Regions from separate parts of the Homo sapiens genome. Here all the other regions are linked to region 1. A link is a loop called in an ENCODE intact Hi-C map of the cell type or tissue named here. Cell type or tissue: dorsolateral prefrontal cortex. All regions are shown on one strand. Links, peaks and the distances in the headings refer to the core of each region. The heading gives the core; the rest is flanking DNA. Region 1 has its middle 20 kb from the start of LINC00687. Region 2 has its middle 78 kb from the start of BTBD3-AS1. Region 3 has its middle 410 kb from the start of BTBD3-AS1.

Evidence for each region. A loop is a pair of places that touch in the nucleus more often than their neighbours do. Peaks named below come from ENCODE experiments on the same cell type or tissue, not always from the same donor. Only the 100,000 strongest peaks of a DNase experiment are listed, where the experiment ranks them.
Region 2: a loop joins it to region 1, with 3 times the contacts of the local background. A loop is called at or near these places in 4 of 110 quality-filtered maps.
Region 3: a loop joins it to region 1, with 2.9 times the contacts of the local background. A loop is called at or near these places in 2 of 110 quality-filtered maps.

Annotation. Positions count from the first base shown.
Region 1 is chr20:11,885,342-11,896,378 of GRCh38, reverse strand. It overlaps a transcript of BTBD3 not described here. Among named protein-coding and RNA genes, the nearest start is that of LINC00687, 20 kb to the right of the region's middle. RefSeq lists a silencer at 5,437-5,636. In dorsolateral prefrontal cortex, for the core only: a CTCF peak has its summit at 4,871; DNase peaks (open chromatin) are centred at 3,948, 4,778 and 5,638; H3K4me3 peaks cover 3,636 bases; H3K27ac peaks cover 3,373 bases.
Region 2 is chr20:11,990,938-12,001,974 of GRCh38, reverse strand. No RefSeq gene overlaps it. Among named protein-coding and RNA genes, the nearest start is that of BTBD3-AS1, 78 kb to the right of the region's middle. In dorsolateral prefrontal cortex, for the core only: no CTCF peak of the experiment used is centred there; a DNase peak (open chromatin) is centred at 5,604; H3K27ac peaks cover 6,031 bases.
Region 3 is chr20:12,319,305-12,330,341 of GRCh38, reverse strand. No RefSeq gene overlaps it. Among named protein-coding and RNA genes, the nearest start is that of BTBD3-AS1, 410 kb to the right of the region's middle. In dorsolateral prefrontal cortex, for the core only: no CTCF peak of the experiment used is centred there; no DNase peak of the experiment used is centred there.

The DNA.
Region 1 (11,037 bases), core at 1,328-9,327:
AATAAACTGCAAAGCTTTTCGCATAAGTGCCAGCTATAAAATAAATACACCAAAATCAACCACCATCTTAGACTACCGACAGCCAATTTGAAGAGCCCATCACAAAGTAACAAAAACAAATACCTAAGAAGAACTCTAACAGGAAACATTAGGATTCAGATGAAGAAAACAACTCTGCTGAGAGATAAAAGGTCATGAATAATCTTTCATGACCCTTAAAAGAAACACTGATTACAGATGGCAGTCCTTGCCAACGAAACAAAATGTAACATGATCCGGTATTTTTTTAGTTCTAAGGATTCATCTTCCGAGCCTTCCAGATTAAGACGGTAAATTTAACACACATATCCAATTACACCCTTTCCCTAAACCCCACTTAAGTGACAGTAAGAGATCTTTCTAGAAGACATAGAGACCCAAGGACTTAAAGAACTGTAATGGAAACTACAAATCATGAAAGTGGAAAACAGATGGACAAGTGGCAACTGTCTCAGCCAACTTGAGAGAGGGAATGCTATACCAACAGTGAGAAAAGCCGAGAAGTACTCACTCCAGTCTGCTCAAAGACTGAGGGTAAAAGGGTGACAGGTTAAAATAAGGTCAGTAAAAGCTGCATGAGAAGCTCTAAAATTCCAAGATGCCTTCCCCACCTCCTCACTGTAGACCATTGGCAGACAATCCTAGAACCTAGCAAGACTAGAGATTTGTTCTTGGAAGAGTAGGTAAACAGGTAAGTCTGTATGGTGAACCTTCTCCAACATGACTCTACACAGAGAATGCTGAAACCCCAGCCAGATTCCTCCATGAACACTGGAACCTACACTCTTTCCTCAGTGCAAAACTTTACTGGAAGACCACTCTCTGACCAGCCCAAGAAGACCCTACAAATGGCCCCAGTGAAAAACGCAGGAGAAACAGTAAACAATCCAAAGTAGCTGCCACTGGGGAGGGAGAGTAAGGGATGGGGGGAAGAAGAGGCAGATGAAAGACCATCTATTTTACAATAAGCCTCCTAGACTTTTAAAACTGTGCATGTATTAAATACAATAATCTTTATCTGAAAGGACAAGGGCATAGAATTGTAATGTTAAAAGGATAGTGTGACTTGCTCTGCCAGGTATTTCTAAATATTCTAAATCTATGATTAAAAAGATGTGGCATTGATTAAGACTAGAGGATCAACACACAGAGAAGCAAGACCTAAAACTGAAGCAGACCTCAAAGTTAGTCAAGATCTTAAAAAACAATAAAGACCACAAAGCAAAGAAGAAAGGAGGAACTATTTAACAAATGGTGGTAGAACTCGCTAACTAGGGAAAAGGAAGAGGAGGCAGCGGCGGTATAGGAGCGCTTCATATCCATGTACAATTATAGAATTAAATGTAAAAAGATCTAACATATTTCCAAAATGTTGTTTATCTCACCTTTCAGATAAAGATTATTAAATTTAATATATGCATACAGCTTTAAAGTCTAAAAGCCTTATTGTAAAATAAGTGGTCTTCCTCAACGCCTTAGTCTTCCTCCCCATCCACTTTTGACTGCTTACTGCTTCTCCTGAGTTTTTCACTGGGGCCATTTGCAGGGTCTTTCTGGGCTTTCCAAGCATGAACAAATACAAGGAAAAAATCATAAAGGACAAGGTAGAGACTTGTTTATATAGAAATAAAAATATTTTATTGGTTGAAAAACGCCAAAAAGTGAAAGAAATAATGGCCTGTGGAGAAGAAAAAAAAGAAAACTAAAAACATGATAAACACTCAATCTTCTTTAGATAAAACGGGTATTTAATTTTTTTAAATCACCACTTTAAAGTAGGCAAAGTACCAGAAGAGAGAGCTCCCAAAAAGGAAAACAAAAGAAAAAAAACAGATGATCAATTTCAATAGCTACCAAAAAATAAATTAAAAGATCATATTTTTATAGAAAAATCAGGAAAGATGATGAACACTGGAGTGCTGACACACTACAGGTAGACCATACACTCTGTAAGGGAATGTTATGGCATAAGCAATTTGGCAACAAGCCACAAGAGTCATAAAAGAGTTCACCTCTGCCCCAGGATTTCCACTGCTATAAATCTAACCTGAGTAAATCCGAAATATTTAAACTTTCAGACAAGGGCATTTTTCTCAGCTCCACCTGTGTGTCCACTCTTACGTACTGAGCCTACGTCATTTGGTCGACCCTGCTGGCCTTCCTCTACTTAGTTCATTCCATCTCACCAAAACTCTATGGTGCAGGCACCATGACCCTTATTCCAAGGAAATGCGATTAAAGAGGTAATTAAGGTCACTTAGGAAGTGGCCGTGCTAGGATTGGCAACCAAAGGGTTTAATACTGTATTCTCAAGCCACTAAAACTAAAAATAATACGTAAAACAACAGAAAACTAGTTCAATAAACTTGGGTGTATTCATCATTAAAAATCTTATTTTCAAAGGGTTTACAGAAAAAGGAAACGTCTCTAATATTTACTTCATATTAAATAAAAGTGCAATATTTAAAACTACAGATAAAATTAAAGGCCAATTTTGTTCAAAAGTATGTCTATGCAGACAAACAGAGTAAAATGGAAGCACATCATCTAATTACCAGTTGTTTCTTTTTAGATGATATGACGGTGATTTTTACTTTCTTAATTTTTTTCAGTGATTCCCAAAATGTCTCCCAACAGGAAATATTTTTTTATTTAATTTTTTAAAAGAAACAAAGCAACAACAAATTCTCAACTGTATTTGCTTAATTTGAATAAACAAAGGACATGTCGATAAATGTACATTAATGCACACCTTCAAGGAATTTGAGACTGGACAACTATGCTGAAAGAGATACTAAATTGAAAAGGCTTAAAGGTAATTTTTAAATGTGTGATGAAAGAAGGGAAGATTAAGTGAAAGATTATTATTTTAGCAGCCCAGCATCACTGCTGGAACTACAAGGTCCATCACATGATAGGGGTTTCCACCAGTATTCCTTTCTCACAGTAAATGGGAAAAATTCACCTTACAGGATTTGCTTGATAGCTCAGTTAACAGAAATTTAAACAGCACATAAAATAGATTTTAGTAAGAGAAAACCATTTCAACTCCCAACACAAACTCAAAAATCACTGGAATCCTAAAGGTATTTTGGAATTGACTAAAGTCTGATAACTTACAAAGTTTAAAATATTTTTTAAAAAACACAATTAAAAACAAGTATGTTAAATGACCTATTTCTGTACTATTTTGTTCAGAAGAGTTTTAACAGTTCCTTGCAAGGCAAAATGGAATTAGATGTCTATAGCATACCTGTTTTGAGCATTAAAAAAAAAAATGAACATTTTTTCAAATTGATCTTTGGATGCATGTGTTTGGGCAGGGAAGTAGGAGAATGTGTAGACTAATTGTGCCTTTCCTTTGTTAAAGTATAACATTACAAGCAGTTTAACATTTTGTAAAGAATGTTGGCAGAGTACTTTCTAGGAACAAAACAACTTAAAAGCTAAGCATGGCATTTTTGCCACAAATTATCAAAAGTTTTTCCGCACAGATGTGGAGTTATATTTTTTTTAAATTTTTAAATATAAGATATAACTTAGGGCTTTAGAGAAATAGTGCATACAATTCTTAGGCATGTGCACCTCCAAGAAAACATGCTAAAAAAGGAAAAGAAAACATTGTTTCCACTTCATTTTGGAAGTTTGTTAAACAAGTTATCAGTGCAAGGATTGGGAAAGAATGAGAAATCAAGAAAGAACATGGCTGCTAGTAATTATCATCCCATACAACGGCGTTAATAATCTGTAAGTATCTCAGAAAGAACATCTTGGAACTGCATAAGCTCACCCTTACCTGCTGAGGCCAAGAAATGAAAAAGGGTGATTCAAAAATTCTTCCGAAAAGGAAGAGTCCTGTTCAGAAACCCAAGGGTAAGAGGACCCGCCCACTTCCCCTGGAGGACTCGTTGCTATGGGAACCCGCAGTAACCCTTTAAAGCCAGTAACCTGTGGGGGAGGAAGATCCTCCCTCAGGTTAAAGTTAAAACAGGGGATCTGGCAGAGGGTTGAGTAGGGGACTGAGGTAGGGTTAAAAGAAGGGGAAAGCCCTTGGCTGGGCAGGGAGTCAGTGAAAGCGGGCTTAGTAACCTCAACAGAAATTCAAAACAACACTTAGAACAATTGTTTTGAGTGCTAGAGTCACATTATAGTTCACAAAGTTTGAACCGTTAGAGACGCTTCCCTCCCTCCCTGGTGGGAAACAAACCGCTCTTTGTGAGTTCCTGTCTAGGAAAATGAATTTGAGTTTCATCTCACCAATTACAAACTGAATGCTACTACTATGTGAAACTAAAGCCTTGACTTTCTTATATTAAACCAGTGTTTCCAAACTCGGCTGCGCGATCACCTGGGGATCTTTAAAAAATACACTGTGTTAATTGGTCTGGTGTGCGATTGGGCTTTAAGAGTTTTAAAACTCCCCAGCGACTCCTCTGTGCAGCCAAGTTTGGGGAAACTGTATTACAGGATTTGGCGAGGTGGCGGGGAATATTTAAAAAAGAAAAAGCACCGTGATCTCCCTTGGTCTTTTGAGGACTAATAATAGAATTAGCTCGCTTTCACCAGGCACACACAGGACAATGGGTTGCTTGATAAATAGGGATCCCCAGCAGGCCCGAACAATACTTTCTTTGAAAAGGCCAGGAGGTAAAAGCCTTTTCTTCCCAAGAGAGCAAACATCCTTCTTCCCGAACACCAAACTTGTACGTCTATTTTTAGAGCAAACGGGCCACAAATGCCACTCAGAACTCGGAGGACTAGTCCAGCCTCAGGAGGAAGCCGCCCCCGCCATCGCCCGCCGCCACTCGCTGGGTTCCCGCGGCGCCTGAGGCCGCGCAAACCCGGAGCGTCGGTCCCCGGAGTCCCCGCCGGCAGCGCCTCAGGAAAGTTACTTAGGGGAAGTTTGCTCCGCTTCCCACCGCGCGCCTCCCCGGGAGAGGGGCGCGGCCCCCGCCACCTGCTAGGCGCCGAGGCTTCCCGACCGCGCCCCCTGCCTGGACCTCCGCCACCTCCGGGGTCGCGCACCCCGCGGGCGTCCGCACGGCCAGGCGGGCTCGTGCGCCCCTCCCCGCGGTCTTTCGGCTGAGGCGGCCCTGCCCCTCCGCCCCCGGCACCAGGACCTCCGCGCGGGCCCGACGCGCCCCACTGGGACCCCCCCCCCCTCGGAAAGCCAGCCCGCGCGGCCAGCGCCTCTCGAGCCCGGGGGACGGATATGGGATCCTCTGGTCCCGTGGGTCCGAGGCCGACCTGCGGCCACCAGCCCGGCCTCTCCTCGCTTCGCTCGGCCCCTCCGGCCGGCCGCAGGGCGCGCGCCCCTGCCCGGGCGGTCCCGCGCTGCGCACGCGCGGAGGCGCCGACCCGCTCGCCCGCGGCGCCCTCACTCACCGCCAGCGCTCCTCCTCGCCTCGGGCGACGCAGCCGTCCGCCGCCTTGCCCTGTGCCCGCTCCTCAGGCCCCGGCCGGGGCACTCGGAGATCCAGCGCCCGGCGGGCTCGGCGGGCACCCGCACGCAGGGCACGCTCTGCGGGAGCGAGCGCGCGTGCCCGGTCACCGGGAGGGAGCGGAGCGGCATGGGAGGTGCTCCCGGAGGCGGCCTTGGATACGGGGCATGCGCAATGTCTGCCCTGTCCTCAAGCAGGAGTGAGGGGTGGGCGGGAACCCGGGCTTGGAGAAGGCGGGGAGGGTGGAGGAGAGCCAGCACTCCCGCATCTCTGAGAGGCCACTTCGTCCTTGTCCCACGAACTGCAGTTTTTCTCTCTGGGTCATTCATCAATGAATGTATTAAGCATTTATTGAACACTTGCACTGGCAGAGTGGATGTGCGGGATACAGGGCATCCTCCGGTAATAGAGGGCCGATTGCATTTGGCTTTGGGGCTCCTTTTTAGGCACTGATGCCAGCCCTCTCTCTAACAGATAAGGAGGGTGCATAAATAGAGGTCTCGTAATACCTAACGACTACACTCTTCAGTGATCTGGGGAAGGAGAGTAGCTGCTGGTTGGGTTGATCATGGAAACTTCGTTGAGAAGCGAAAAAGAGGAAAGGTGAACACGAAGGCATAAGTGGCAAAAAAAAAAAAAAAAATCAAACAGCATATGAATCCATGCATCCTGTCGGGGACAAGTTTAATCTGAGTGTATTGTTCTTAGTGAAAGATGAAAACGGCGGCCGGAAAGGTAGTTGAAGCTCATCTGGAAATAATCTTTAATGCTTAGCACGACTTCAGCTTTATTCCGTGGATAATTGAGAGGCACGGAAGAAGGGGAGAAGGGGAGCCCGGTGGTGGCTTGATAAAATGCAGAATTTAGGAATATAAAGTGAAAACTAGAGACATGAAATGCTGTAATATATGTTCTAGGTAAGAAGTAGTAGGGTCCTAAGTTCAAGGGTTGGTATCAGGAATGGAAAGGATCAAAAAGTTTCCAGAGACTGTGAAGGACAGAATGACTCCCTTACTTATGTCACTGCCTCTTGGGTAGAGAGATGTTTATCATGACAGGCGCCTACTTCATTAGATCAGATCATCATCCTTGGCAAAATGTATATCGGTGGATAAATTAGACCTATACAATACTGTTAGGACAAGTGGATGCTTCTTTTAGCAAGAGTTTGGCCCTGGGAGAACGTATTTCTGCTCAGATGAAAAACCATTAATTTGAGAGACAGCATACATAGTGAAAGACACCTGGGCTTTGGACAACAAAAGTCCCTTTGATAAAGTCCAAATACCTCATAATACACTATATTGTCTAAATTACTTACTATCTGTGAGCCTTACTGTGTTCATCTGTAACATGGGATCATAATATTTACCTTGTATAATGGTAAGTTTTATGTGTCAACTTGGCTAGGTCATGGTATCCAGATATTTGGACAAACATTAGATGTTTCAGTGAAGGTATTTTTTAGATGAGATTAACAATGAAATCAGTAGACTTTGAGGAAAGCTGATTACTCTTAATAATGTGTATGATTTTCATCCAATCAGCTGAAGACCTTAGTAGAAAAATGCTGACTTCCCCTAAGCAAGAAGGAATTCTGGCAGCAAACAGCCATTGACTTGCAGCCTTTTCCCTAGACCTGCAGCCCGCCTACCTACTCTGAAGATTTTGGAGTTGCCAAGCCTCCACAACCATATAAGCCAATACCTTTCTCTCTCTTTCTCTCTTTTCTCTCTCTTAAACTGCAAAAAGCAAACAAACAAACAAACAAACAGACAGCAGGTTCAAAATGGAGTCACTCATACTAGTGTCACATAACCAAACCAAAACTTGCGTTATTTACTTGCAAGATTTGACCTTGTGAGAAATCAGAAGAGAGATAACAGTGGAATCCAACTAGGCCAACAAGATTTTGCTTACATCTGTAGAAGAAAAGTAACCTTGAAATGACCAACCCTCTATTTGTTCTTTATTTCTGCTTTTCTCTTCTTTTTTCTGCCCATAAAACTCACCCACTCTGTTTAGCTCATCAGAGTTTCTTTCTACTTTGTAGACTGGATGCTGCCCAGTTCATGAATCGCTAATAAAAGCCAATCAGATATTTGAAACTCAATTTGGTGAAATTTTTTTAATTGACATATATTTAAAATAGATATATAGATATATATCCATCCTGTTGGCTCTGTTTCTCTGGAGAACTCTGACTAATACACCTTGAAAGGTTATGAAGATTATGTAAATTAATTCTCATCTGAAAAACAAGCATTATAATCTTTAATTTGTGAGGCTGTAAAAAATTAAACACAAGTGCATAAAGCACCCAGTTTATAGCAGAGTCTGAGTAAATGATAACTACTATTACTTGTGAATGAACACAGAAGGGAAAAACCAGACAAAGAGATAGGATAGATATTAGCACTTTGAAAGCCTTTTCTCAGTTCACTGGGTAATAAATATGTAAAAAACAGATTTAAGAGGTAAAAGAAAATTTTGGTGTCCCTAGCTCTGACACACTAAAAATGTGATAAATATTGCAATTACTTGCAAATAAATTCCTTAAGAGCCATTAACTAAAGATAGACTCTAGCTGTACTCTCAAACACTAAACATGCAAAGCAGAGATATGAATTCATATCTGAACAGTTTACTCCAATTTAAGTTCCAGTCGAATTCACTCTGCTTGCTACTAGGAAGGAGAAACCTGGAAAGAGCTTATTTTTGAAATAATTCCCAATAGCACAGAGTAGGTGCATGCTAGAGCACTCAATCAATGTGTTTGTTGAATAGGCTTCTGGGTGAGCTTATTGTTTTGGGGAGTATGCAAAAGTGGTTAAAATATTCCATTTATTCTACAAATATTACTATTTGTTATGTACTAGGCAGCATCCTGCCCTCAGAGAATTTATCAAATAGAACAGAAAAATGCATAACTATAACTGTAATTTAAGGCAGACTGTGACAAGTGCCTTAAGGGGAACATAAATGGTTGGGCCAATTGTACCTTGCTCAGGTAGTTAATGCTGAGGGCTCACTTTCCTAATCATGTCTCCATAGTGGTTCCCAGCTTTTCATATTTTCTTACGGTGAAAGCCAATGAAATACATGAGCATCTTATAAATATGTTTTGAGCAAAGTTGGTAAATATCAAGTCAACATTCTCATTCCCCTCTTTTGCTTCTGAGTTCACTTTCATGGAATACAGTAAGAGAGGGTGAAGCAGGAGAAGCACAATCCATTCAAATGTAACAGTTTCTCCTTTTCTTCCTCATTATTTGTCTCGGCTGTTTCATTTAAGGCAGATTTGACTTTAGAGTGAAAAACAAAAAATAACAGGTAATTTTTCTGACTTAAGATTTATGACCAAATACATAAAAACTAACATGAAAATAACAAAAGGTGGGGTTTAGATTTATGAAAGGGTGATGAATGATTGAGTTGGAAACCATTAACTAGGTGGACAAAGATGACGATCATGTTTGTCCCATGACCAGCGTTGTCACAAGGTGACTCCTTTTTCCTTTTGGCTAAGAACGAAATATTCCACCATGCATAAGTACAAACAAACTCCAGGAGTGGCAAAAACAAATGATTTGGGGAAAATACACATTTTAGTATATTTTAAATAATGAGGATGGTATTTTATTATGAGATTTGTGAATATATTAAAGTTTTGCCACAATGACTGGGAAATAAATGTATCTGGAATTAAAGGAAGCTAGGAATTAAAGGAACTGGAATTAAAGTATTTGTATGTACTACAAATACAATGTTTTAGAAATTGAAAGAAATGGCCTCAAGCCGTGGATGATAATTATCATCTGATGTTCCATGAAAGAGTCATATAAGCAAAGTGACCCCCAAATTCTAAAGGAGCCAAGAAGCCAAAGAGGAGGCAGACAAATTTAGTTTGTCGGTGTTGGTGGATTTATTCTGGGACTTAGAGACAGAAGAATGTCCTTGGATAGCCACAAGACAAGTAGATCTCTGCACCTGTTACTCCCCATACCCAAGGCTTATCTACTATAGGGAAAATGTATACGTATTCCAGCAAGACAATGAAAGGCAACTCTCCAAAACAAGAAAGAATGCTATGTGTGTCACAACCTATAATTTTTATGATAACATCAAGGTTGCTTTGCTCTAAAAGCAGGAGCACAGTTTCTTACACTAGGGACAGTAAATAAAGTAGCAATCAGGTGGTATTCATGGGACTAGGGCTGATCAGAAATTAACACTGCAGATTAGCATCCAAGATGGAGCCACTTTTGTCTCCATATCTGATGAATAATAGGATGATACTAGGAGATGGGAAATAAGTTAAAATGTATCCTGGGCCAGAGTTTTAAAAATATATATATAAACCTGGCATGGTGCCTTGCAAATATAATCAATGTGCTAGCTCTAAATGGTTTAAAATTAGACTAAAAACAGAATTAGCTATACATTATTCATATGCAGCATTCTCCCTTTCATGGTCTTTCTTTTTACTTATGCTATTCAAAAAAATTCAACAACATCAGTATCACAGGTAATGTAGGGGTTTCTTACTGCAAATGGTCCCCAACTTTTAATGATTAGATTTACAATTTTTTGACTTTATGATGGTGTGAGTTCAGTAGAAACTGTAATTTGAATTTTTTATTTTGATCTGTTCCCAGGCTAGCAATATTTGGTTCGATATTCTCTCACTATGCTGAGAAGTCAGCCACAGCTCCCAGTGAGCTACTTGATCACAAGGGTAACAACTGATACTCTACAGTGTGCTACATTTGACAAATTATGTGATATATTAAACACTTTATTATAAAATAGTATTTGTGTTAGATGACTTTGCCCAACCCGAAGCTAATGGAAGTGTTACGAACACGTTTAAGATAGGCTAAGCTAAGCTACTATGTTTGATAGATTAGGTATATTAAATGCATTTTCCACTTATTATGTTTTCAACTTACGATGGGTTTATTGGGCTGTTACTCCATTGTAAGTTGAGGAGCATCTGTGGAAGAATATTTGATCATGAAAAAATCCAAATTTAATAAAATGGCTAGCAGGAACAATATTGATTATTTTTTTACAGGTTCTATCTCCCTTTCTCCTTTAAGATTTTATTCAACAAAATATGATTGGTTGGCACACAACTTTTCAATAAGATGACTTTTGCAAATTTTAATGACATCTGTAACTTGAATTGTATGTTAACTTTACGTAAGTGCAACATTTAAAATACTAAATTGAGTGTAATCATAACAATTAAATGCATATAAATTATTTTGCATAAGCAACAACAAAAGCAGGACAAGAAACCCACTATTGGCTTACAGTTTTTCTTTTCTTTTCTTTTCCTTTTTTTTTTTTTTTTTTTTGAGACAGTCTCACTCTGTTGCCCATGCTGGAGTGCAGTGGTGTGGTCTCCGCTCACTGCAACCTCTGTCTCCCACCTCCTGGGCTCAAGCAATTCTCCTGCCTCTGCCTCCCAAGTAGCTGGGATTACAGGGGCCTGCCACCACACCCAGCGAAATTTTTGTATTTTTAGTAGAGACAGGGTTTCACCATGTTG
Region 2 (11,037 bases), core at 1,819-9,818, 110 kb before region 1:
TGAGGACACACAAGGGAGAGTGGGGAAAAATTAATTAATTTCTCTTAAAGTTGTATCTTCTTGGATGTTTGCACTCCTCCTGTCCTCTCTGTAGAAGTTATGATGCATATTTCATAAAACTATAAAAACTATCTTGGGTAGGGGTGAGGGTAAGTGTTGGGGAGGGAACTAGAAAAGTACAAACGCATGAAAAAAACACTCACCGCATTGACCTCAAAATGCCCAAATCTAAAGAGACTCCACAAAGACCTATGAAAACCGCAGCAGGCAATCTCTTTTGTTTTATGGAATGAAGGTTCAGGAGCAGTTGAGACACGAGGCATAATTGAGAGGCACCGAAATAAGGACAGCAGTGCCTCCATCCAAAAATAATCAAAGTTGTAACAACCCTGAGATGTCAGACGCTGGCTGCTTGCTTTAACAGGCATAGACATCAAGTCAAGGTAGAAAGCTTTGTAATATCCAGCTGCATCATTTACCTTTGACTGTAAGAGAAAGGCCATGAGGCTGCCCACTTATCTTGGGGGGTGCACCTGGATTCGATTTTGAAAGTCAAGAGCTCTCAAAAGAGGTTGTGAGAGAGAGGTCTGGGAGATGTTTGGTCAAGTTTGCTCAAAGTTAACAGTCAAAATGTTTTTCTTAGTCAATTTCTTTTTTTCAAATCCTCTTCCCGTGAAAAAATTCCTGTTTGACACTGCATCATGATAAATGACTATGTATTCCATTCACTCACTGATCTCTGGATTGGTTAAAGGCAGTAAGCATGACTTACTAACCTCTTTGTTCCTGGCATCTAGAATAGCACCTGGTACACAGGAGGGGTAAAATAACTGTTCTTGCTATGGTTCTGCTGGGTCCAGGTTGTATCCATATATTGTTATCTCTTAGAAATGCAACTGTGAGGGAAGCTGCTTCCATTTTACCCAACACCAAAGAAATGGAAGTGCATTATGTCAATAACATTCATGTTTTGAGTGCCAACCATTTTGCATGCTTCATCTCATCCAATTTTGCCAATTCTGTGAAGTAGGAGTGATTACTACCATGTTAGAGGTGTGGAAACTGAGGCTTGGAGGCATGATTTGCCCAGAATCATGCAGTTAGGAACTAGAAATCTAGGCTTTGTGGCAGAGCTCTTAGCTAACAGGCTCATACTATCTTTATTCTGCCACTCTCCTTTCCTGCCCCATAGGGGGTCTAAGGACCTGAGAAAAACAGCAGAAAAGCACTCAGGGATCTCCTTTGATACTCAACAGTTTTCATAACATACCCAGAATTATCAGTAACCTAAACCAACAGCATGGTACAAGTTGTCTACTCCCTATCCTGAACCAGTTCATGCCTCTAGCATCTCAGCCTTTATTCAGCCCACATTTATTGAGCACTTTCTCCAGACCAGACTTCATACCAGGTGCTTAAAAAAAAATCACTGCAACAGACACTTGATCTCACCTCTCAGGAGTCCCCAGTTGTTAGAGAAAAAACTCAAACAACTTTTAAGCACTGAGGAAAGTTTTTTTTAAGTGCAATAAAGTATAAGACAAAGGAGTCCATCTTTCAGAACTGAACTTCCTAAATAAAAACAGAAAATGTCATGCACTCAAACCTCTTTAGCTTTCTCAAAGCGGTAGTATTAATAGGAGAGCAAAGAGCTCTGGACGAGCCAGAAGTCATTCCTATTCCACCTGCATTCCCTACCAGCACACATGTGGTTCACTCAGACGGGCTCAAGCAGGCCAGGCGAAGCCCTCTTAAGAGGCAGAGATTTCTGTTCCTGGGCCAATTTAATTATTTAAATTTTTGCAAACATTTACTCACATTCGATGGCAGATCTGTCTGCTAAAATTAGACAGTCCTACAGTGGTCACAAATGACAGATTCCTACAATCTATGAATCTTCAAGGGTACTCCCCAATCCTGCTGTACATACAAAGGGGTTACAATTAGACCACTCATTGTAAAGGCCAATTATATGTCCTCAGTAAAAAGAGGGGGGCAGTGGTGATCTGGAGCCTGCTTATACCAGCTCCCAGGAGCCAGTCCTAAATTTTTCAGAATTCTGTGAGCCAGCTGTTAAACATGGCCATTATTAGAAATGGAATTATACAAACTTGAAGTAAAATAAATTATAACAAAAACAAAAGTAACAAATAATCACAAGTTATCATCTATTTTATGACATTTACTACTATTATACTCTTGAGGTTTTTTGCAGTTATTGTGCCTGCATGGTGAGAAAACTTCCCAGCTCTGTGTTCTAAGAAGTCAAGTTGTTAATTTGAAATCCATCACAGTGGGAGTATTTATATCATGATATTCAGCCAATCACAAGGCCTTTTCCACTCTTAGAGACATTTGTTAAACATTACCAGCACAGCACTAGATAAGAGGGTTTTCTATCAGATTGGTTCAAAAGTAATTGCGGTTTTTGCCATTACCTTTAATGGTAAAACTGCAATTACTTTTGCACCAACCTAATACCAGAAAATTGCAAGCAGCATAACTTTCACCACAGGTACAAAGCAAATATAGGCACAGACACAGCTGAAAAAAAAACAACCTGCAGGGAAGAAAGATGCAAACTAGTCAACTTGAGGGTGACAATTGTGTTAGAAGTATAGAATATGACTCAGGCAACCTTCTCATCCATGCCATCCAGACTGGCCTATAGTTGATTGGATCATTAAGGGTCGAGAAGGAAGAAATTTGTCAGAATATTCCCAGATTTCCAAAGACATCCAACCCAGAACACAATGACAGCATCTCCTCAGCACTTACCACCAGGAAAGAGGTCCAGATGATATGAAGACAGGAATAAACCAGATTGTCCATGAACCAGAAATAATCCAGACAGACTCAATGAGAGCAAAATCTCCATCACTGCAGGATGGCAGGATCACCCTGGGAACCGAGAAAGGTTAACCTGAGTGATAGGGCACATGAGATGAACTTGATTGTTTTAGGACTAAATGTTTTTATTCAATTGACAATTAGAGATCACTCAAGTTTTACATCTTTGAGGAAATAGTCTGTAGTACAGTATTGTCCAATAAATCTTTCTGCAGTGATGGAAACATCCTATCAATACGCACTGCCCAAAAGAACAGCCACTTCATCTAACTGTTGAGCACTTAAAATGTGATCAATGCAACTTAGGGACTAAATTATATGTTGTACTTAACTTTAATTACTATAAATTTAAATGTTCATGACCTCATATGGATAATGGCTATCATATTGGACAAAGCAGCTTTAGTGAATCTGAAGCTTGGAAGCATCATTCAATCAATCAGGGTGAATGTAAGTCATAAAGTTGGGGTAATAATAAGTAGGACAAAGGGTAGTTCCCTGATTGAGCTGGGTTTATTAAAGAAGTTCAGTTCTTTAGGCTACACATCTATAATTATAAATTCCTGAAGTGTCCACCGTGAATACTAAATTACCATTATATTTCTTAAAAAGCCAGTCCCATCTCTTAATGGTGCCACCTTAATCAGCATCCTGGAAGTGGTCAGCTGACCCCAATCAGCATCCCAGAAGTGGTCCCCCCTGAGAGAGGTCAGAAGGCACTTGGTGGGCTTGTCTCTTCTAGCTTTTGTCATCAGTTTCGTCAGCATTTGGATGTAGTAAAGTGCAATTCTTGGTCTATCCTGGTCAAGGCAGGTAGAAAAATCACATCCTCGCACTTGTCAAACCATAGGGTTTTCCAGGGGCTTTACTGAGCTACAGCCTCCATCTGATCCCTGCCATTTCACACCAACCGTGGAACTAGAATGTCACCTAATCCCCCTGGTTTTCACCCCTGTCTTCACATCTCTGCTGGGCCTGGAACTTCTAGTAGCTTCACCCTCAGCTTCTACAGGGCCCTCCATCAAATCAGACAGGCACAATACAACCTGGAGAACTGCAGCATCACGGCTCACTTACCAGACCCAAACTCCTTGGATTCTGGGCCCACCCAGCTTCCATTTTGTTATTCCCATTTCACAAGGTAAAATTGTACTTGGGCACAATTCTGGAAGAAGGAAAGAGGCAGAACCTAGAGGTGAAGGTGACCCTTCTTGGCCAGTGGTAGAACTGGCTCTAGTGTTTATCTTGTGGGGACCTCCATGCTAACTTCAAAAAGAACTCAGACAATCTTTGAGGCTAGTTGGAGTTTTATTTCTATCAAAGCATAACAACTGGGCTCCTGAAATAAAGAAGGCTGTATTTCTATCATTCCAGTTATTAGACAAGAGTTGGAAATTTTGATTGGCTTGGGGCTTTGTTTTTTTCTCTTTTTCTTTTTTTTTTTTTTTTTTTTTGAGCTGTTTTCTTTGTGTTCTTATTTATTTAGGTATAGATGGGTTTGTTAAGGTGTAAATTACATTCTATAAAATTCACCCTTTGCCATATGGTTCTATGAGTATTAACAAACACATATAATCTGGTAGCTACCACCCTAAACAATGTATAAAACAGTTCCAATCACAATAAAAATCCCTCATGTTCTTTGTAATCAATCCCTCCCCTACTCCCAAGCAACCACTGATCTGTTTTCTACTCCTGTAGTTCTTCCTTTTCCAGAATTTCATATAAATGGAATCATACAGTATTTAGCCTTTTTAGTCTGATCTCTTTCACTTAGAATAATGTATTTAAGAATGAAATATTCAACTTCCCTTTTCACTGTGTAGCTAACAATAACACGGCATCACAGCAAGAGCTGTAATGAGATGTGTCCAGGAAGAAATAGAGACACCCACCAACACTGGCAACAGGGCAGGGAAGTCTTCTCAGAGGAGGACATAATCTACTGAGGCCAAAAAGTAAGCCAAGCACCAAGTGCTAAGGAAAAAGACTTTCAGGTACTGAAAACTCATGCCCAAAGACAGGGAAGACATTAAAATAAACAAGCTTTCTACCTGGAAAGAGAAGCTACTTGACGGTAAAGAGTCCTATATTTTAGCCTAGGGTCCGAGGCAAATGTAAACCTGCAACTCTAAGACTCAAATACTTCTAACCAGCAAGGATTCCGACCTTATTGCCATACCCATCTCTTCATTTGTTTCAACAGTGATAAAAGGCAAAAGTCCTTCAAGCTGGAAATCCATCCATTGAACATACAGATTCTACAGCAAACCTCACCCATGAGATCAGGGACTGGAGCCAAGTTGTGAGTTCCTGCTCTAATTTCCCCTGACGCGTAAACAGGAGAACATTATTTATCATTTATTGGGAGTATATATCCATTAGCTTTCCCATGGGAATATTAACAGGATGAAACTGAAAAAATAAACTACAGAGTTTTCAGCCAAGTGTTTCTAGATTCATGGGCAGCAGATCAGCTCAGTGGGCAACCAATTGTTTTATCTTGGACAAGTCCCTTGACTTTTCTGGTCCTATGTTCTTTTCTGTTACAAACAAAAGAGAAAGAAAAAGAATAAAGTTGAATCAGGCCATTTCAGAAATTCCTTCTAGCGCTCTTGTTTTATGGTTTTATAAGTTGAGGTCAAGATGATTGCACTTAAGGAAACTTGCAGCACACTCTGAAACGGGGCTAGAATAAAGGCCCCATTCACAGTACCAGGGTTCAGTGAGTACAATGTGGCTTTTTGTTGGGGTGGTGGGTGGAGGGGTGGAGAGAGAATCTGGGAGGTCTGGCATTCACTCTCTCCACCACAGATCCTAAATGAGTCACTAAAATTATGGTAGCAATGGTGAATGTGAAAAGAAAAGAGGAAATAGAGCTCCCACCAATCCTAATAATGTTCTTGTACCTCTCCTGGGCCAGCAGAAACAGTTCTGGAGGCCACTGGGCCTGGCCAGACTCTTGTCTTTATTAAAAGGCAAATGCAGCCACATCTGTTCTCATAAGCTCAAATATCGTTCTAGTCTATTTACCCTGGGACTGTTGGAAAAGCTGTTATAAATCAGGCTGGAACCATGTGTCACAGGCTCCAGAGGGCACAGAACTATTTCCAAAGAGTAGATCACGCTCCAATTTTCCACTTTCCCCACTGCCCCGCTGCCTCTCCACCTCGTCTCTACTTTGTATTTGTCCTCTGTCCTACAGCTCTGCCATCATCACCAGGAGGATTTCCAGGAGCACCTCTCCTCTGGGGGGATGATACGACACTTTTTCCCAGCCCCTGTTTGCATGTAGTGATATTCTGACCCATCAGGGAAACCCAAGAAGGTTTGGGTTCTAGCATGAGCCACAGATTTCTGGCACGTAAGAACTAGAAAAGAAGGGAAGACCCCAGAAACACTAAGTTAACTGATATTCAAACCTTTTTTTAATTTTTAACTTTTAGAGACAAGGGCTCTTTATGTTTCCCAGGCTGGTCTCAAACTCCTGGGCTCAAGTAATTCTCCCACCTTAGCCTAATGAGGAGCTGGGACTACAGGTGAGAGCCACTGCAACCAGCTCAAACCTTTTCTTTTTTTTGGAACCAGGGCAAAGTCTCTCAAACATTGCATGGAAAACTAAAATGGAAAAGTGATAAAAGTTGCAGAAACAGGGCAGAGAGGTGAAGTGGAGGGGGAAGGGCAGAAATCTTAAGCTCAGTCCCTTATCCTTAACACATACATACTCACGCATGCACGTACATACATGCACACCGACACTGTTGAGGAAACAATAAAAAACAACAACGAAGTCTTCTTCCAACCCACAAATCATCTCCACAAAGCTAGTAAAGAAGCACTCTTATTGTTGGATAAGATTATATGTTCATTAGCTTTCTCATGGATTATTAACAGGATGAAATTGAGAAAATAATTTGCAGTTTTTAGCCAAGTGTTCCTAGATTCAGGGGCATCAGAAAAACCAGAATGTGCTGAGCATCACTGGCAACCTAGTAAGAGATTGCAAAGACAGGAAGAACTCACAGTCACCCTTCCACGCAGCCAAACATATTCAACCCACTACATACGTGTGCTGGAGATAAACAATAACTAGTGCTCAAGCAAGAGGATTGGACAGCACCATTTGCCACAAATAGCTGATCCTAACTTTACTTGGTAATTGGGGTGACAAGCTATGTTAGCTAATTGACTTTATCCAGAGGAAAAAAAATCATGCAAATACCTGTCTTTTCGAAAAGAGGTGGTTTTACAACTTGGTGTGAAATGCCCACTGAAGTTAACCTCTTACCCTTCCATAGAAATAAAATTTAAAAAAAAAATAAAATTAATAACTAAAAATAAACTGAAAAAGAGATAGGGTCCTATCTCCCTTGGTGTTAGCATTCCAAAGAGATGGCTCCCAGGACCTGGAGAAAGACATTCAAAAAGTGGCTCAGATCATTTCTAAAATATACTTTGTCAAGTAATAAATAATGTACTTACATTTACAAGTTTTCCAAGATAAGTATCCTGACAAAGAGAGAGAGAAAGGAAATCCCTTCCCTTATTTTCGGCAGGAGGAACTAAGCCTCTTATTTTTAATTTGTATTTGTCCTCACAACACATGTACGGGTGTCCACACTCTCACACACAACACTTACTTCAATTACCAATAATCCTGAACTAAACAGCTCACACCTGCTGTTCTGAAACCACCCTGTCTCATTCCTGCTGAGGACTTTATCAGCAGGGGTAACATCAGAGTCAGGGCCATATCACAAACCCAACATACTTTCTATCCCCTCAGCTCCAGCAGTTAGCGTCAGACCAGTGACGCCCGCCCTGGCTTCACATCAGAACAATGCAATGCTTGGGCCACCTGTGGTCAATTAAATCTGAATCTCAGGAAATGGGCCTGAACACTGGTATGGTTCAAAGAGGAAACAGGTGATTCTAATTTGCATCCAAGGTTGAGATCCACTTAGCTAAAGGCACCAAGAGGAAACTGACAGGCTTAGTAAGACAGTGGCCCTCAGCTCTGGCTCTGCACTGGAATGCTAGGGAAGCTTATAAAAACCACAAGCGTTGGCTGCATCCAGGCCTAATATACCAGGCTCTCTGCAGCTAGGATTCAAGTAATGATATTTCTTAATGCTCCCTGGGCAAGCTCAATATGCAACCGAGACCCAGAAGCATGGGTTAAGAGTTGGCTCCTTGGCCGGGTGCGGTGGCTTATGCCTGTAATCCCAGCACTTTGGGAGGCTGAGGCAGGTGGATCACGAGGTCAAGAGATCGAGACCATCCTGGCTAACACGTTGAAACCCCGTCTCTACTAAAAAATACAAAAAAAAAAAAAATTAGCCGGGCTTGGTGGCAGACACCTGTAGTCCCAGCTACTCGGGAAGCTGAAGCAGAATGGTGTGAACCCAGAGGTAGAGTTGCAGTGAGCCAAGATCATGCTACTGCACTCCAGCCTGTGCAACAGAGCAAGACCCCGCCTAAAAAAAAAAAAAAACAAGAGTTGGCTTCTTAAGAGCAGCAGCTGGTTCAGAGCCTGCTTCTGTGGCTATAAACTCTTAGGCAAGGGCCTTACCGCCTTCATACCCCTTCTACCCCCTACTGTAGGGGTAGATCCCTGGTACCTATTGAGTAGTGTGTCCATCAAATGACATAATTTTGAATCATGTTTAGTGCAGTGCATGTCAGACGTTAGTTCTCAATAAATTGTAGCCATTATTATTGTAGAAATGTGTAATAAATAAAAACAGAAAATTCTGTTTAAAGCCATTGTTGTCCTAGAGATAGACTAGTCCATTAAACTACCTAATGGTAACTTTTCCTTCTATATGACTCTGTTTACTTTGTGAAGCTGACAGAAAGAGTAAGGTTCATTTCTGTCTGTGCTATTCCTTCTGTCCTTACTATCCTGGTCCCCTTTTGTCATCAAACTAAAGAAAAATACTTCTAGGCAAAAAAACAAAACAAAACAAAACCCTTCTCCTACCTGGTGCTGACAGCCCAGTCCTGCACGTCTAGGTCCTCCATGTCCCGGGCAGAAGCGTTGGGCTCGGGCAGAGAAGATGAGGTTTTTTAAATTAAGATTAAAGAGGTAAAATGTCTGTACCTGTGGATCGCAGAGTTTAGCTGATATTGGAATCACCTGGCTGGCTTGTTAAACCACAAGCTGGACGGACCCTGGTCCTCAGAGTTGCTGATTTAGTAGGTCTGGGGTGGGACCTCAGATTCTACAGTCCTATTAAGTTCCCTAGTGTCGTGGATGAACCTGGTTCAGCTACCACACTTGGAGAACCACTGGTCTATCCCATTCCTCTCTTTTTCTTTCCTCTTTGTCATGCAAGCAATAAAAGAACATTCTGGTGCCTGTCCTTTGTTCTTTCTGCACTTCCATTACAACCCAACCTTGGCAATGGTTTGAGGCAATGCTTGAGAAATTCTTCACAAGGCTCCACTTCAGGCAATTTTCAAAGGAAATAATAGATACATAAACAGACTTGGCAGTTTTGAGAGAAGGCCCTGCCTATTCACCGTGCCATCTGATAAAGGCCCTTTGTCTCAGGCATAGGGAGAGACAGCATTGTTGATAGGAGCTGATTTCAGATGAAATTCTTGTTTTCATTTTGCTCTTGTTTTTCATCTCCACTCCCATGTTTTTCTCACCACATCCTGGGTTAACTCCATTTTGTGCCCCGGGAAATTGTCTATCACAAAATTCAGAAGGCTGAGAGCACTTTAGAAATGTAAATTTATGACCATATCTCTAATGCTGTGGTATACTAGAAAATGGTAAATAAATAAGAGCCTTTTCTGAAATACCAACGAATTTAAATTTAAGACTAAGAACTTTTCTTTTGCTAGGACTGGAACATGCTGAAAAACAGCAAACACAAGGTCAAGCAAAAGTTCACTTTAAAAAATCAAGGGAAGGCCAAGGCAAATGGGGGAGGGGAAAGTGGGAGACCCAAGAAAATTGAAAAATGGAGAATAATGAAAAAGCTGTTCCGATTCAAACCAAATGCAAACAAGATGCCTCAGCTCAATTGAAGTGGGATGTCTTTGCCAAGATTTCTACCAACTCAAAACTAACATTCTTATGATGGCCTGCAGCCCTCAGCTTCTGATTCTCATAAACCAGCTTAGGGTTTATCATAAGGTCACCACATTCAGCAGATCAAAATGCAAGGACATCTAGTTAAATTTAAATATCAGATATTTCAAATATTGTGTAACACATACTTAACACTAAAAGGGTGTTCACTGCTTATCTGAAATTCAAATTGAATAAGGTGTCCTATATTTTATCTGGCAACCTATATTACTATCCAACTCATTGTCCATTTTCTACATAAACTCAAGCAATGGTCTCCGCCCTTATCTCTTATTTCATAGGAAGCAAACCATCCACCTACAGTCTTTACTATAGTTCTGGCAAGACAGATGTTTTTATATTACAGAGCTACACGTAAATTAACATTCAATGTTGGGTCTAGCTTTTCCGTAAGTCACTCAGCCATTTCCACAATTGAGATTCCACTTGGCATAACTTTCTCTCTCTTCCATCATTCTTTTTACTTACTCCCCTCATACTCCAACTCATTTCAAATGTCAGTAGTAGTAAGACTCTTGTCATTTGACTCTTCCTGGCCCTTCTCCAGGTCTCACTTCACACCACCAAATAGTATATCAGAGTATCATTTAGGAGCCTTAAAAGTCTATAGATGCCTGAGGCAACTCCCAAAATTCTAATTTAATTGGTGGTGGGGAGAAACGGGGAGTTTGGTATTGATATTTTTAAAAGTCCCCAGGGTGATTCTAATGTGCAGCCAGGGTTGGGAAGCACTTCCTTAGGTCAAGGTTTCTCAAACATTCATTTGCACAGAAATCACTAGAGGATCATGTCAAAGGCAGGTTCTGGTTCAGCAGATAGAAGGTAGGTCTGCAGGTTTTGCATTTCCAGCCTGCCCCCAGGCTGACACTGCTCATCAGAGAACCACATTTTCAGCAACAAAGCCTTAGAGGAAATCAAGTGCAAGGTGTTAAGACCCTTCTTCGAAGTGATGGGTGAGTCATCACTGACAGAATGGAGCAGGTTGTAGGTTGTACGTTTTGCAATATAAGTGGATACTTGGTCAGTGCTACAGTATACTAAAACACCAATTATCCAGGGTTAATTGTTGGACATTCACAATA
Region 3 (11,037 bases), core at 1,475-9,474, 430 kb before region 1:
TTATTTACATATTTTATATCATAAACACAAATGGTGGTGCTATATAATTGTAGTATACAATGATTTACTCCAATGCTAAGTTTACCATGAAGTTTTACTATCTCACAGAGTGTGGCCATCTTTCCAAAACTTGCCTATCAAAAAAAAAAATTAAAACTCAATGATTTGGACTTTTAATTCTGGCCAAGATGTAATAATAAGGACCAGATTTATGCTATCACCTGAAACAATTTAAGAATAGTCAAAATATTTAAAGCATAAGTCAAGAAACTGAATTCAAGAAACTGGCAACAAAGGACAGTAATCTCCAAGAGAGAGAAAACAACTAAGGTTAGTCCTATGATTATCCCACTTGTCCAGAGATTTTCCAGTCCATGCTACAGGGAAGAACAACACAGGATGAAACTAGTAGATTTTCTGAGTTGAGAAGACAGAGATGAGAGTCTTTGGAGATCAGTGTAGTTAGAGTTTACAGGACAAAGGACCAGAGAGAAGAAAGCTGAGTACAAAAAGAATTTGAGAAATAAGTAGACGGTTCCACTTGAGTTTGCTGCATATTGACCAGTGTATGTGTGTGAAGAAACATCTAAAGATGAAATTATAATGTCTGAAAAGAAAATTACAATGGATAGAATCAACAGCAGATTACACACACACAAGGAAAAATTAGTAAACTTGAATACATAGCAGTAGAAATGATGCAAAATGAAACAGAGAGAAAAGGAGAATAACAGCAACAAAAACAGTATCAGTGAGCTATGGAACATCTTCAAGTGACCTAATTATATCTATGTGTGTGTGAGAGAGAAGTGGCCAAAGAGAAGAGAAAGGGAGAGCCAGAAAAAAATTGTTTAAGCCATATGACTGAAAATTTTCCAAATTTGGTGAAAACCTGCAGATCTGGGTAGCTCAAACAACCCAAGTCTAATAACCAAGAAGTAAACATCAGAATATGTTATAATCAAATCACTCAAAATTAGTGATAAAAAGAAAACGTTAGAAGAGTCAGAAGAAAAAGACATATTACATATAGAAGAAGAAGAAAGATAAGGATGGCCATCAACATATAAAAAATAACATGTCATTACCAAGTAAGGTTTATCTTAGGAATGCAAGGTTGGCTTAACTTTGGAAAATCAATGTATGTTACCATATTAGAAAACTAAGTAATAAAAACAACCATATGACAAACTGAATTGATGTAGAAGAAAACATTTAACAAAATCGTATATCCAGTCATGATAAAAACTCTCAATAAAGTAGAGATAGAAGGGAACATCCTTAACCTAATGATGGGTTAAGGGTTAGGTTAAGGGCATCTATCAAAAAGCTCCAACTCACCTCACGTCACACTTAATAGTTAAAGACTAAAGGCTTTTCACCTGAGATCAGAAAAAAGACAAGGATATTTACTCTCACCATTTCTATTCAACACTGCATTTTAAAAATTTTATCAAAACTTTTTAAAAGCTACTAGAAATAATAAGTGAGTTTATCAAGATTTCAGGATACAAAATCAATATCCAGGGTGAAAAGGAGGAATTACCAAGAGACATGGAGAAACTTTTGGGAGAGACAGATTGTTCATTACCTTGGTGCTAGTGATGATTTCATGAATTTATACATATGTCAAAACTGATCGAATTTCAATATGTGCAGTTTACTGTATGTCAATTTTACCTCAATAAAGCTGTTTAAAATGGAAAGTCGTGCTCTGGCCTGGCGCAATGGCTCATGCCTGTAATCCCAGCATTTTGGGAGGCCGAGGTGGGCGGATCACCTGAGGTCAAGAGTTTGAGACCAGCCTGGCCAATATGGCGAAACCTTGTCTCTACTAAAAATACAAAAAATTAGCTGGTCATGGTGGCAGGCGCCTGTAATCCCAGCTACTCAGGAGGCTGAGGCAGGAGAATTGCTTGAACCTGGAAAGCGGAGGTTGCAGTGAGCTGAGATCACGCCGTTGCACTCCAGCCTGGGTGACAGAGTGAGAATCCGTCTCAAAAAAATAAAACAAAATAATAATAATAATAATAAAGTGGTGCTCTCCTAATGTATTTTCCACCGTCTCTTTGGGGATTTTGCCTTCAAACTGCACTGCCAAACAATAACTGTGTAAGAGGAAAGATTATACTCTGAATTGTAAAATGTTTACCAACATATTCATTATTTGTAATTCATTATTTTTTAAGCACCACGAGTAATTTTCTATGAGGAAATAACCACTTGAGGACACTAAATGAAGTCCTACCCTCTCATTGTGATGGCTCCTAAGAAGCCTTTATTTAATACATGCACGGGGATTCATCCAGTATCACTAGTGCACTGTGTTTCCCAAAAAGGTTGTTGTCACTGTACCAGACTGCAGAGAATGAGGACTGACTTTACAAGGATGGGCTGGATTATGTGTTGCTTGAGTTTGGAAGTAGGTCAACTATAGATCTATTTTGTGAAGCTCTGAATAATGATAATATGAATAATCGCTACTCAATCAAAACATAAATTCAAGGAGTCAGAGAATTGAAAAGATTCCTTAGATTGGTGATTGTCAACTTCTCTAAACATTTGAGAATTCCGTAGAGGTATCTCTGGCTTCTCAGTTTTCTACTTCAAATGCTTCTTTTAAAGTGTTTTAAACACCTTTTAAAAGGGTTAAAGAAAACCACATATATTAAAATACACCAAATACGCTGAGGAATACCAATGTCCTACTTTATGCTTTGCGAGTAACTTACTTTTATGCAACTTCTAAATAATAGCCTTCCTCCTGTCTCAGGTTAATTAAAGTGTATCCTGAGTCTGCAAAGATTCCCTATGTATCTGGATTTTGAGTAAAAGTTCTGTGGATGTGAAAGGTTGCTGTTCTTCACTGACCTTTTGTGACTTCAGGCCTGCGAATGTCCATTTACTTAAAGTTGTGTAAGTAAGTTCAAGTCTGCAGAACAAGTACAGCATGCTCTATTAAATACAAGTAAAACACAGGCATATTGGCTTAGCACAGCTTCCCATTGTGAAATCCCAGTTGACTGTGCAATAACAAGAGAAAGTAGAATGTTTCATCAGAGTAGAAATACTTTATGCAAAATTTTGTATTTATATTTAATGCGTTTTTACTATTACATTTTAATAAATTTTTTCTCTCTCAGGGTAAAACAATTACTTAAGCCAGAAATTGATTATTAATTAAACACAGAATATTTGAAATTAATATGTGATAATGTGAGTGGAAAATTTGATGATGCAAGATCAAAAATCACCAAGATAAAACTGCAAATCATATTATATTAGCATACTGAAAATAGTATATAAAAGCGCACATGTGCAAAAATAATGGTCACATACTCACTTGTAAATAAATAACTAAAACCATAATGTAGCAAGTATGAATTCACTCCTAAATACTGCAGGAATTAAGAACCATCTTTCTTTTTTCTAAATTTTATGTATTCGACTCCAAGCCATGATTGGTGATGTTTTCCTATTTCCTCTCACTCTTTTGACTACATTCTGATGCCCTAAGTGCCAATCTCAATCATGGTCTGGGCAGTGACGCTGAAGAGGAGGATGGCGCCATGTCCAAGTTCATCTGCAAGCAGCCTTGACCACAGGGGGCCACTAGATTCTGCCCCATAGAATTTGAAGCTTCATGATAGTGTCCCAGGCATGTTCTTGCCAGTCCTAGAAATCTTGCTGCCTCACAGACTACTATCTGGGAATGGGACACAAATTCCACCATCATGCCAGCCCCAGCCCTCCCCACTTCCTTAGCCCTGGAGTCTCTCATCCTCTAAAAAAATCAAGCTTTAGAATCCACAAGAGCCACAACTTGCAAAAACAAAAAGTGTTCATTCTCTCCTGGAGCAAAACAGACCCAGAGAGCAAGACACAAAATCTTCCAAGCTATTTCCAGAACCCAAATCTTTCTTGCTATCTTCTTGTTAGCATGTGTCTGGCAAGGGGGCTGGAAGGGCACAGTGAGCCCTGGATGTAGATTAGGCGTCTCTCATTAGCTTTCAGATGCTTATGGGAGAAATGCAGGTTACTCTGTGACAATAGTAAAATTGTTATCATAGCTCAGTTACAGAATTTTTGTAAAATAACCTTGTAGTCATTTTTGCAAAATAATCCTGTAACTATTTTTTTTTTTTTTTTTTTTTTTTTGAGACAGAGTCTTACTTTTCGCCCAGGCTGGAGTGCAGTGGCGCGATCTCGACTCACTGAAAGCTCCGCCTCCTGGGTTCACGCCATTCTCCTGCCTCAGCCTCCCAAGTAGCTGGGATCACAGGCGTCCGCCACCGCGCCCAGCTAATTTTTTGTATTTTTAGTAGAGACGGGGTTTCACCGTGTTAACCAGGATGGTCTCGATCTCCCGACCTCGTGATCCGCCTGCCTCGGCCTCCCAAAGTGCTGGGATTACAGGCGTGAGCCACCGCGCCCGGCCTCCTGTAACTATTTTTATCAAGCAAGTAATAATGTGATATTTAGACGAAATAGTAATACCCTAAAAATAAGCATTTCAGCTTCATTTAGTATAAATTAAAACATTAAATACTGTCAAAAATTCAAAAGACAATAATATAAGCTTATAGCTTTATTTAATGTTACTGCTTTTCAATTTTTAAATATTTTCATATAGTTAAAAAGTGTGCATATATTCTTTCATACATGAAAATATATGCAAATTGAAAGGCAGATTACATAGAACATATAAACATCTATTTACACATATATACCTATACACATATAAATATGTATGCATATATATGTAATTTGCTTTGTTGTTTACCAAATGTAAGTGTGGGGTCAGTGTTTTCTTCATACATTGTGCCTTTTGAACATTACACACTGTCTCTTTTTGTCTTCTCTCTCCTTTTGATTTTCTTTATATTTACTTGCAATGTTCTGCTCTCATTTTTTTATATCTTGTGACTAATGTAAGGCTGTGTTTTGTCAACAAATATAATCATTTCTGCTTTTCAGAGAATTCAGGCTCTTCTCACCCAAGATAACAACTGAAGTACTGATTTTATTCCATTCACCTTTCTTTACATTTTCTATTTATTTTACTTTGCTTTCTGAACTTTTTCTTCTTGTTTCCTTTTGACACTAAGGTATGCTTTCTAATTCCTGTAGCGATTATCTTCAAAATGCCAGCAGTCATTATCAAGCACACATTGCTGTATTACAGGAAAGCAAGTTAGCATTTATTTCCCCTTGTAAATAAAATAAATACCCTTCCCCCATAATTCATATTTTTAAAAAATTGAGTGTTAGATATTCTAATTTACTTTTAAAAATTTATTTTATTGAGAAATAATTTACATTTAGTAAAATTCACAAATCTTAAGTGTATAGTTACAAGACTTTTACCTATGTATGGCAACCTGGTAACACTATCCAGGTTGAGATACAGAATATTTTCAGCATCCCTGAAGGTTCCCTCAGGCCGCTCCTCAGTCAGAAGCCTCCAGACTCTAATGTAGCCAGTACTCTGACTATGCTTGAACTATTTGTAAAAGGAATAATATAGTATGTGTTCTTTTGTACCTGGCTTCTTTTATGCATCAAAATGTTTTTGAGTTTATGTAAACACCTGTCAATAGGGCCTATTTTTCTCTTATTGACTGTATTTTATTATATGAGTAAAAATCAATTTATTTATTCATCTCCCACTGATGGATATCTGGGTTGTTTCTAGTTTGGAGCTATTATGAATCACACTGTTAGTAATATTTGTGTATGTGGCTTAGGTAGACCCATCCACTCATTTTTTCTTGGGCATACTTGGGAGTAGAATTGCTGGGTCATAGAGTAGGTGCATGTTTAACTTGATTAAAACTGTCAAACAATTTTCCAAAGTAGTTTTACCAATTTGCAATCTGATTAACAGTATATGAGAGTTTCCATGGCTCTTAATTCATTCCAAAACTTGATTAATTTTTGTTTAATTTTAGGTCTTTTTAATTTTTTTGAGATAGTAATATTTCAGTGTGGTTTTAATTGGAATTTTCCTGATGACTAATAATGATGAACACCTTTTCATGCTCTTATTAGCTATTCATATATGTTATTTTGTGACACACATATTTATGTTTTTTGCCTTTTTAAAAATCAGTGAGTTTTGGCCAGGCGCAGTGGCTCACACCTGTAATCCCAGCACTTTGGGAGGCCGAGGCGGGCAGATCATGAGGTCAGGAGATCGAGACCATCCTGGCTAACACGGTGAAACCCCGTCTCTACTAAAAATACAAAAAATTAGCTGGCCATGGTGGTGGACACCTGTAGTCCCAGCTACTCGGGAGGCTGAGGCAGGAGAATGGCATGAACCCGGGAGGTGGAGCTTGCAGTGAGCCGAGATCTCACCACTGCACTCCAGCCTGGGTGACAGAGCGAGACACCATCTCAAAAAAAAAAAAAAAAAAAAATAGTGAGTTTTTTCATATTGGTAATTTAAAATGGTATTCATAGTACTTATATCTCTAAGTATTGGCAAAGAAGATACAGAAATAATTTATTTAAAATCAATAATAAAAAGATTACAATATAAATAGACAAAATATTTGAATGTGTAATTTACATAAATAAAAAAGTACATAGCTAACAAACATTAAAAAATGTCCTACATAAAAATTTACGAAATGCAAGTTAAGACAGTAACGGACAGTCAATAACTTTCATCGATTGTGCAAAAAGAAAAGTATGACATAACTGAAGGCTGGTAAAGAGGAAACTGAGAACCTTTATAAATCATAAGTGGTCGTGCAAATGGGAACTATTGCCAAAAGACTCATCTGACAATATCTAAAAAAATGTGAAGGTGCTTATCACTAGTATTTAACAACTTTGCTTCATGGTACAGGTATCCTAGGAGACATGTACAAAAGTGTTCATTGCAGCCTTATTGTAATAGCAACGATTTGGAAAAACATGAGTAACCAACAATAAAGAAATGTTTGTAAAATTGTTCTAGAGCAATTAATGTAAATGAGCTATATAGATATTTTTTCATATGGATAGACCATGAGAACATAATTTTGAATTTAAAATAAGTGATAAATGATGCATAGAGTTCTTTTCTTAAAATGATAAATTATACATGCAGTATTTTTAAAAGTAAGAAATAATATATTTATAAGTGGTACTCTTAATCTGGTGTCTGGACCAATGACATCAGCATTTCCTGGAAACTTGTTAGAAATGTAAATTTAGGGGCCAGGCCAGACCTACTGAATCAGAATCTCTTGAGGTAGGACCCAGAGATCTGCTTTAACAAGCCTTGCAGTAAATTCTAACGCTTTTTAAAGCTTGAGAACTGTATAATATAGTTCTACATGTTACATAGATATATATTTTCTTAGAATATATTATAGATAGCTTTAAGAATAAAAAGAAATTTCCTAACAGTGGTTTCTTTTGGAGTTGGAGCTGAACAGAAGGCTTCAAGTGTCTGTAACACCATGTCTATAAATATATAAATAAATCTGAAACAAGAAGGAGAAAATACCACTATTTCTAAATTCTTAGTGATGAGTATGTGGTCTTTGTTAAAGGATCTCTGAATCCTTTTAAACTTTTTCATTTCAAAAAAAAAACAAAAGAGCTACAGAGAACATGATGTAAGTGGTTCTTGAAGAGTGTAGGGGTTTGATGAGGAAACCAAAATATCTTAGTTCTTTCTCAAGTTTTCATGTTTAAGTGAAAAATATCTTCACTTAAACTTTCTTAAATATCTTTAAGATATTTCTTAAAATATCTTCACTTTAAAGAGCTTGCAAGACAAGCTCTTTAAAAACAAAACGACAGTACCTATGATTTTGTAATAATTAAGAATTGTTAAATATATTGCATCAAACTTTTCAAGATTTAGCTCAAAACAACATACAGAAATAAATCAGAAAGCAAGATATTGGGATGTAACAGGCATCTATAATCTCAACTTTAGCTCTCTAATTTTTATCAGAACAGTCTTACTGATATCATTGATTCTATCTTTAAAGAGTTAACATAAGAAAATGCACTTATTTGAACAAAATGTTCCTTTTGTTGTTTATGTATTAGGATTATATAAGATCACACATAAATAAGGCATCTCGTGTGTTTTATAAATGATTTGCTTTGTAGGAGAATATTTTATTTCATTTCCATATTCCTGACAGGGCTGCCCTCCAACTCCTCAGATATAGATACTATGTTATTCAATACCTCCAGAGACACTGTTTTCCCAGCTGCTCTTTGTAAGAATTTTTAAAGTCTCACAATTCAGGTCCTAGGATGTCTTGCCTAATGTTACTTTCTGCCACATGATAGTTCTGGAAAGAGAACAGCCACTTCCTGTCATTTATAAGATCTTCCCCCAAATAACCAAGTTCATGATGAAGCACATCTCACTTTTCAGTCCTGAGGGCTAAGCCAGCCCAGGCAGCCAACCCTTGGCTCGTCTTTCATTCAACAGTGACCTTTTCTGTGTAGCACTAAAGAAGTATAAAAACAGCCTTGACCACAAAGGCTTACATTTTAGTTAAGACTATAAGAGTTATTCACTTGTAGCATCGTGAAGAAAAACAACATCATAAAATAACATTCTATGTGGTAACCATAAAGTGTTAAATCATCTGGGATGGTACTGAATGCAGAAGGCATTTTGAAAAGAGAAACCTGGGAGGGCATGGTGGAATTATTGGCAGGAAAGTTTCATGAAAAAAAAATGAGGCTGAAAAGTTAGACAGCAGGTTCAAGGAAAACTGTCAACAAACAGGAATAGTATGGGAAGTGAGGGACAGTGCAGTTGAGAGAATGAAGGCAGCTAAAGTCAACAAGGACCACTGTGAATAGTAAAGATAGTTACAATGTGGGAGAGAAAGCAGACTGCAATTATGCAGTACAGGGAAATTTGAAAGGTACCTAGATTTGATGTACAGAAAACCATAGATTCCCTGATGAATAAAGGATTAATTCATAAGTGTACTCAACCCATATCACAAACACTGCAGTGAAAATAAGGTTCTTCCCAGTTTGTAGTCATCATCGTGAACTAGCATTAACATTTTATTGCCTGGTCTTTGTTCCATGATAACTCTGTTTCCTTCTCATATTTGTAAATTATAAAACTAATAATATATACTAAATGTAGGGAGTTTTAAAAAATGACCCAAAATATAAAAAAAGTAGTTGATATTATGGAGTGCCAGTGGAAGTGCTTTCCACTATTAGCACCATGTGATCCTTGCAACAACCCCATTACCTTTATTTTACAAAGAAGAAAATGGTACACAGAGATATTAAATAACCAGCCCAAGGTCAGCACATAGTGCTATCAGGTCTTAACCCCATGAATTGAAGAGCCAGCGCCCACATGCTTTACCCCTCTGCAGGGCACTACTGCCTCTTTTACCTGCTTGTCTATCTTACTTAGAATCTTATCTGCTATCTTGCCTACTATCTCTCTTATAAAAACAAGTTTCATTTCTGCATTAGAGTTTATAACATGTATGTACCATCAATACTGTAAATATTCCTTAACTGTTAAATATTGTGTGTGTTTGAAAATTTTTGCTGTTGTAAATAATGCAACATTGAACATATTTGCACAGAAATCTTTACAAACATGTTCTGTTAACTCCTTAAAATCAGTTCTTAAAAGTAGGATGGATGGCTAAGGCAGATATAGGAAATATTTCAGGTCATTTTATTCTCAAAATATTTTCAAAACCTTTCCCATATTTGAAAATAGGACACCAAATATGTAGGTAAGAAGCAGACTTCATTACATCTTTTTGAACTCTAAGAATCATAATTTTTTAAAAAAATTAACTCATCATTTTGAGATCATTGTAGATTCACATAGTTTTTGGAGTTAATACAGATAAGTTCCGCATACATTTTACCGTATGTATCGCACTGGTGGTAACATCTTGGAAAATTTGGGTATAATATCAAAACCATGATATTGACACTAATACAGTGGAGATATAGAATATTAACATCACCACAAAGATTCCTTATGTTGCCTTTCTATAGCTACACCCACTTTCCTCCTGTCCCCATCTCATCCTTAATTTCAGGCAACCAGTAGTCTATTCATTTCTATAATTTTGTCATTTCAAGAATGTTACATAAAGGGAATCATACAGTATGCAAATTTGAGTGCTTCCTTTCTTCACCGAGCATAATTCTTTGGAGATTTATCTAGTTTGTTGCATATCAATATGGCTGCTCCTTTGTATTGCTGAGTAATAATACATGATAATAATGTACCACAGTTTATTTAACCATTCACTTCCTGAAACACATCAGAGTTGTTTTTAGTTTGGGACTGTAGTGAATAAAACTACCATGAACATTTGTATTCCTGTTTTTGTGTCAACATCATTTTCATTTCTCTGAGATAAATGTTCAAGAGTGCAATTTCTGGGTCACATGGCTGTTACAAATTTATTTTTATGAGAAACTGCCCATCTGTTTTCCAGAGTGGCTGTACCATTTCACATTCTCATAACAATTTCTGAGTAATCTAGTTTCTCCTCATCCTTGCTAGTTAGCATTTGATGCTGTCACTATTTTTTTTATTATAGTTATTTTGATAGGTGTATATACTGATATAGTGGTTTTACTGAATCATGTGTTTTTTTAAAAATCATTGCTAATTTAATCCAATAAAGTGATTTTTCATTTTAGTTGGGGGATCTTTTTTAGGCTCAATTTATTTTTTATTTTTTTTTTTTACTATTGTGTTTCTTCTATAAATTGTACTTCATGGGCTTTTTTTCTGTTACTTATAAGTTGTTCCATTCAGGCTGCTATAATAAAATGTCATCGACCAGTATACACAAGAGAAATTGGGTTTTACTTGAATTTATTTCTCAGAGTTCTGGAGGCTTGCATCTGAGATCTGGTGAAGGCCTTCTGGATTGCAGACTGCCAACTTCTTGTTGAATCCTCACGTGGAGGTAAGACAGCTAGCTAGCTACCTGGCTTCTGATAAGGGCACTAATCCCATTCGTGAAAGGTTCACCTTCATGACCTAATTATCATCCCAAGTCC